Linked DNA regions of Homo sapiens: region 1 is linked to region 2. A link is a loop called in an ENCODE intact Hi-C map of the cell type or tissue named here. Cell type or tissue: dorsolateral prefrontal cortex. All regions are shown on one strand. Each heading gives the region's core, and the rest is flanking DNA. Links, peaks and the distances in the headings are about the cores only.

Region 1 (2,902 bases), core at 145-2,644, 48 kb after region 2:
CTGCAGTAATCTACAGAGATCGAAAAAGTCTCAAACACCAGAACGCCATCAGCGCCACCTCTAAAGAGGCGCAATACCTAGAAACCCAATCACCAGAGCTCCGAAAATGCAAAAGGGCCACCCCGAGCATCTATCCTGGCCCATCTGCGCGTGGAAAGTGCTCTCTGGTCGCCAGTCTGCAGGGAAGCAAAGCTCTCAGAAGTTCCTCCGAGCCTTCCATCCACTTTCAGGACTGCCCTGTGCACGCGGGTGAATCGAGCGTCCCTCCGCTCCCCTGGTCTGTAGTTAGAGACAGTCCCCCGTCGCCCGATCCCGCACCCGCTGAGGAGCGCAGGGCTGTGCCCGCACCTCGCCTCGCACCTGTCTGCCCAGGGAAACCGGGAGCTCCGCGGGCCCCGCCGCGGGAAGGAGGCGGCACTGGGTCCCAAAAACCCGTGTTGAGGAGAAGCCGAGCGCCCCAACACACTCGCCGCCGGCCGGGCCGGGCCCCCGCGCGCCCCGACGCCGCCCCAGCCCCGCCCGCGCGCGCCCGACACGCTCGTCCCCGCCCTCGCTCCGACACAGACACACGCGCGCGTCCTCGCACCACTCCAGAAGCTCATCCGGCCCGCGCGCGCACCCAGACACGCGTGGCTCACACCCGCCGCACACGCCCCTCGCACAAACACGCGCGCCCCTCACGCCCTCGGCCACTCCAGACACACGGCCCCGGGCCCCACGCAGGCTCGGGCGTCGACACACCCTCGCGGCATGGACACGCGTGTCTCCCACCCACTCCTCGGCCAAACGCACCCCTCCCTGCAGCCCCTCACCCTTGCTCCTCACACTCACTCCCCACTCTCGCCCCAGAAACACGCCCCTCACACCGGGCCCGCCGGATCCCCACACTTCCCACTCGCGCCAGAAACGCGCGCACCCTCGTGGCCCCTCCCTGCCGCGCGTAAACACGCCCGGTCCGCGCACGCCCTCCCGGCCTGGCCCCGCACACTCGCGCCAGAAACACGCGTGGCCGCGCACCACGCCCCCGGCCCGCGAGCACGCGTGTCCCCACGCCCCGGCCCCGCCCCCGCCCCGCGCGCGCCCCCGCCGGCCGCCGCCCTCGACCGCACGCGCCCTCCGCCTAGCCCCGCGCCGCCGCGCACCTACCCGGACCTGCTGAGCTCGGCTCCTGCTCGTCAGGCTTGCGCCGAGCCGCCGCTCACTGGCTCCCGCGCCCCGCCCGGCCCCGCCCGGCCCGGCCCAGCCCGGCCCCGCGCCCGCTCAGCTCCACTCGCCGCAGCTGGAACGACTCGCGGGGCTCCGGGTACCGCGGTCTCCCCGCCACTGCCCGAGTGCGCCGCCCGGACCAATGGCGGGGCGCGGCGGTGAGCTCACCGGACCAGACCCCGCCCCCCAGGCCGCGTGGTCCAATCGGAGGATGCGACGTCACCCGGAGCCGGGCAGAGGCTGGTGCGGGGCGCGGAGCCGCTCGGCGCGGGGACTGCGCCGGAACTGCGCCCGAGCCGCGCTGGACGGCGGGGGCCCGGCCGGAGGTTGCGGGCGGAGCGCGGCCCGGGCGTCCCCGCGCGAGAGCCGGGCCCCCGGTCCCTCGCGACGCGGTCCCCGCCGCTCCGCCCGCCCGGCTCAGCGCGGCCCGCGAATGGGGCGGCGACGGTTCCCTCGAGGCCGGGACGGCTCGGAGCCCGACGGCTGCGCCCGCTGCCCGGGCCGACGGCCCCCGGAGCCCCGCGCGGGCCTCCCGTTCCCCTTCCCGCGGGGCCGCCCCGCGCCCGCCCTGCCTGGCTCCCCGCGCCGTCGGGGCCGCCCGAAGCTCCGCGCCGAGGGCCCGCGTTCCCGGGCTCGGGCTCCCTGCGCGGCCCCGGCGCGCCCTGCGGCGGCGGCGTCTGCAATGCAGCCGGCGGGAGGAGCCGGCGCTGCGCAACGAGCGGGGAGGCGTGGGGGCCAGGCTGGAGGGAGGGGGCCGGGGCCCGAGGACCCGGGGAGGGCCAGGGCGGGGCGGAGGACGGTGGGCGGGGACGGTGGCGGCGGCTCCGGCTTTGGGGAGGGGGTGCGGCGCTGGGCCCCCTTAGCTGGAGTGCAGGCTCCGCCCACCCTTTGGGTCTAACCTCCGCGTTCCAAAGTTCCAGCTCCAGCCCTGCGCACTTGGGGACTTCTGCGTGAGGGTCTCTCGCCCCGGCCACAAATCCCGAGCCGCACCTCTTAATCGAGGCTCAGGCGTCCCGAGCGGATCCCGCTTTCTTTTTTCCCTGTGCTGTTTGCAGTCCCACGGCCTCGCACAGAGAAAGTGCCTGACCCCAAGACCTGTGATGAGACCGCCTATTTTGTTTTTGTTATATACTAATAGATATAGATATATAGATACAGTCAATTATCTGTAAAATCGGCCATGTCTCTGCCACCTGGGTAAAAAGGTGTCTCGAAATTGGGGGCGGAGTCTCTTTTCTGACCCTACCCAAACGCACACAGAAACAACCCCAACATTTGCAGAGCCCTTAAGCCTGTACACCCAATGAGGAATCGCTGGTTAGAGGCCGCGTGAAGGACACCCTGACCAAGCTGGGTCCTGCCCATGCCGGTAGATCGTCCATGGCTTCCCTTGGGGGCTGCCACCCACTGTAAACCTGAGCAAGTTCCTCTCCTGTTCCGAAGCCTGCCCTGGCAAAGCCCCAGTACATATTCCAATCCTGCTCTAGGTCAGTATTCCCACTGCACCTGTCTACCCCTCGCCCGCCCCCCGGGTCACCACGCAGGACCCCTTGCACGCTCCCCCCACCACCTTTGCTATGCAACTCCTCCCCTTTATCTGCTAGGGAGACTCCTATGCATTCATCAAGGTCCAGCTCAAATCTGGCCACCCTCAGTGGCTTTTCCTGACGCTCTCAGCAGAACCAAACCTCCAGCT
Region 2 (2,902 bases), core at 120-2,619:
AAAAGTCTAGCACGACTTAACTTGCAGACATTCTGGTTTGTCTGAAGTGGCCTAAAGAAGAGTGGTGTTAAGGTAATTTTCTTGAAAACAAAATCTATCTGGAAAGTATTAACCACAGTGTCATGAAAGAAGATGTGATTCTGCTCAAAGTGGCCAAAGTCTATTGGTTTCAGTGCTGGATAGGATCTTGCTCAGGTTTTTCATTTTGCAGGTCGAAGAGGAAAAGGGAGGAAGGAACTATGAACGTATTGGAGAATGTAAGGAAAAGGGCCCAGGTGAGTCCTTGATCTGTTCACCATATAAAGAAAATCAGCTACTCTCTTTGGTCCTAAGTCCCTGCTAAGTAAAAGGTATGATTGAATAATAAAGGAAAGAGGCTGCCTTTGGTAAGGCTTGCAGAATTAATTTCATGATCTTAGAGCCATACCCGTTTTGGGGATGCATTTCCTAACAGGACTTCCTGTTTCAGAGTACTGACACTGGTATGTTACTCATTAGCTATCATGGTGAAAAATCTCCCATCCTTGCATGGTGGAAAGTAAATGTTGCTGAGGCACAGGGCGAGTGAACATTAGCTTCTGCATGGCATCATAGCTGGGGAAAACCATCTATCTTAGTGAATGCCGTTTTTTAAGTTTTTATGATGTTAATGCAGTGGCTGTGCATGTTTCCTTCTATGGTCACAAAAATAAATTCTTCTGTTAATTTAAGTAAAAGTACAAATAACCCATTAAACCTATTAAGTCTTAAAGGCAAGATATTTTCAAAGCCGGCAATCATATGGTATAGGAGTAAGAAAAACTAAAGCAAAATGAAACATCCAAGGAATCCAATTAAATATGAATACTAGGACTTTTGGTATAATTAAATAGGAAGAGGAAGTAAGACATTAGAGAGTCTGCTTTAATGTTTGGTATTATAAACTGCACAGCTCCTGACACACAGAGCAACAACCCAACCACACAGAAGGTGGTCTACACCCAGCTCGGATGGCCGCAGTTACAGACGTCAGACTGGAATATTCACCTGGATAAAGAACACAAACCACTTTCACCAGCCCTCTGAAATCTAAGTAGAGACGCTAGTCTTCATAAAGAAATCTCAAATTTGAGGAACAAAGAGAAATTCCTCTGGCTTAGCTCCATGAGAAGATGCTGCATCCCACAGAATGCTGGGGTCACAGGACCCCATTTCCTACTAATTGAAGATGTGCCCAGAGTCTCAGATGTCTTTCTTTTCCTGAACAGCTGCATTCCAGTGATCTCTCCTGTTCCTCATCACGGACCGGCTTTAATTGATAGTTTAATAATAGAGCATGTTGGCGATTACATGACCAGCAGAGGGCACCAGCTATCTGGTGGAAATTCTACATCAGAAAACTTGTTTGGAATTCGTGGTTTTCTTTCCCTTCCTTGAGACTAGAAACTGTTTTCTGTTTGGACACGCGCTAGCATAGTAAAGGATTAGAGCAAAGAACATACTGCAATGTGGCATATCAATCACAGGTTAAAGAGAAACTTAGAATTAAAAGCTAGTCCGACTAAGTTGACCTCACACCCAAATTAAAACAGAAAAACACGGGCATGAATCTCCATTGTTCAAACAGCATCGTCTGACATGGTTACCAGCACTCCAAGGGTAGCAACCTGATCCCTAGTTAAAGAGCTCTACCGCCCTATTGTAATTTGGGACGTCTGCCCTGATTATCTGCAGGGGGATTAGCTTTACATAGGAGTTAGTGAGGGTTAAGAAGGTCAGGGTTGCTTCATCATTCTCCCTGAGCAGAATGTATAAACAAGGACTAGTGTACCTGTGGCGACAGCGGCGAAGAAACCTCATTATTTTTCGAGCAGCTTGATCCTGCTTTTTGGTTAGCAAACTGCTCCTGAAAAAGTCAGAATATTATTGTCACAAGAAGGTTACAGTAAAGCCCAATATGGAAAACTGGTCAGCAGTGACAGAGGACTCTGAATTAAGCAGTTCGTGTAGCAAAGCCAACAGCATATGTTAAAGATGTATACAATCTGAAGGGGGATGAGTGCGTATGCTGTTCCCATAGTATCGAGTCCGGGCATCACTAGAGGAGAAAGGAGGGTGTGTATAGGCGCTCTCAGCTTCAAGACAGACTATACAAAGACTGAAAATAAAATGTCACTTAAATATTCTTCCACAATTCATTATAAGCTCATTTTGCCACAAAAGGCATTCTGGCATTAGAGAGGCTTTCTTAGTTTACAAGGTGATTCACCGGAGTTGATACACTCTTTGGGCTATTTTGTAAATGTACTGATCAATATATTTTACTTGGCTCAACATTTTTATTACAGTCTCTAAAATGGAACAGCTTAACCCTAATTACTCTCCCAAGGTCTCACATGCAGTAATTCTACAATTTCACTCATTTCCCATTTGTGTCAAGAATAGCCTTGTCTCTAATCGGAATGTAGCATCATATACGTTTCAGTTACATTAGGATTAGGAACAAGTTCTGTTTAGAAATAACTCCAAGAATAGTTTTCATATTTTATTTTCACATTGAAAATCAGATTTCCTTCAGCCTCAAAGAGCATGTTTATGTAAAATTACATGAGTGCTGGCAGCGGGCTGTACTTTTTTTTTTTTTTCCTAAACAGGAAATGGGTTAAACTACTATAATTGAGTGGTAACTTTCTGAGTAGAAACTGGTGCTGCCAAATTCTGATATAAGGTAAAATTGGGTGGCAATATCAAAATAATTGGGTGGGAGGTGGAGAGAAAGAGCTAAATATTCAAAACCAGACTCAGCACAGGTGTACTTATCAGCCACCATGCCTAAAACGTTCTGGAACACAGTGACTGCCAATGCTTTAGGCCCACCCCAGACTCCAATGTCAGCCCAGGACAAGTCTTTCAAAGAAGTCAG

What was found. Hi-C counts contacts between places; a loop is a spot of excess contacts. Peaks named below come from ENCODE experiments on the same cell type or tissue, not always from the same donor. Only the 100,000 strongest peaks of a DNase experiment are listed, where the experiment ranks them.
Region 1: it touches region 2 in a loop (2.0-fold over the local background); 12 of 110 quality-filtered maps call a loop at or near these places.

Annotation. Positions count from the first base shown.
Region 1 is chr1:7,703,139-7,706,040 of GRCh38, reverse strand. All of the region lies in intron 11 of CAMTA1 (calmodulin binding transcription activator 1), which reads right to left. It overlaps LOC105376689 (translation initiation factor IF-2), which reads left to right and starts at 1,479. Exons shown (of 5, transcript NR_188653.1): 1 at 1,479-2,693; 2 at 2,811-2,902. RefSeq lists a silencer at 1,139-1,558. In dorsolateral prefrontal cortex, for the core only: no CTCF peak of the experiment used is centred there; DNase peaks (open chromatin) are centred at 540, 939, 1,390 and 2,069; H3K4me3 peaks cover 1,864 bases; H3K27ac peaks cover 1,664 bases.
Region 2 is chr1:7,751,442-7,754,343 of GRCh38, reverse strand. It overlaps CAMTA1 (calmodulin binding transcription activator 1), which reads right to left. Exons shown (of 23, transcript NM_015215.4): 21 at 1,811-1,885. Among named protein-coding and RNA genes, the nearest start is that of VAMP3, 18 kb to the left of the region's middle. In dorsolateral prefrontal cortex, for the core only: a CTCF peak has its summit at 1,342 (motif pointing right); a DNase peak (open chromatin) is centred at 1,333; H3K4me3 peaks cover 1,043 bases; H3K27ac peaks cover 1,975 bases.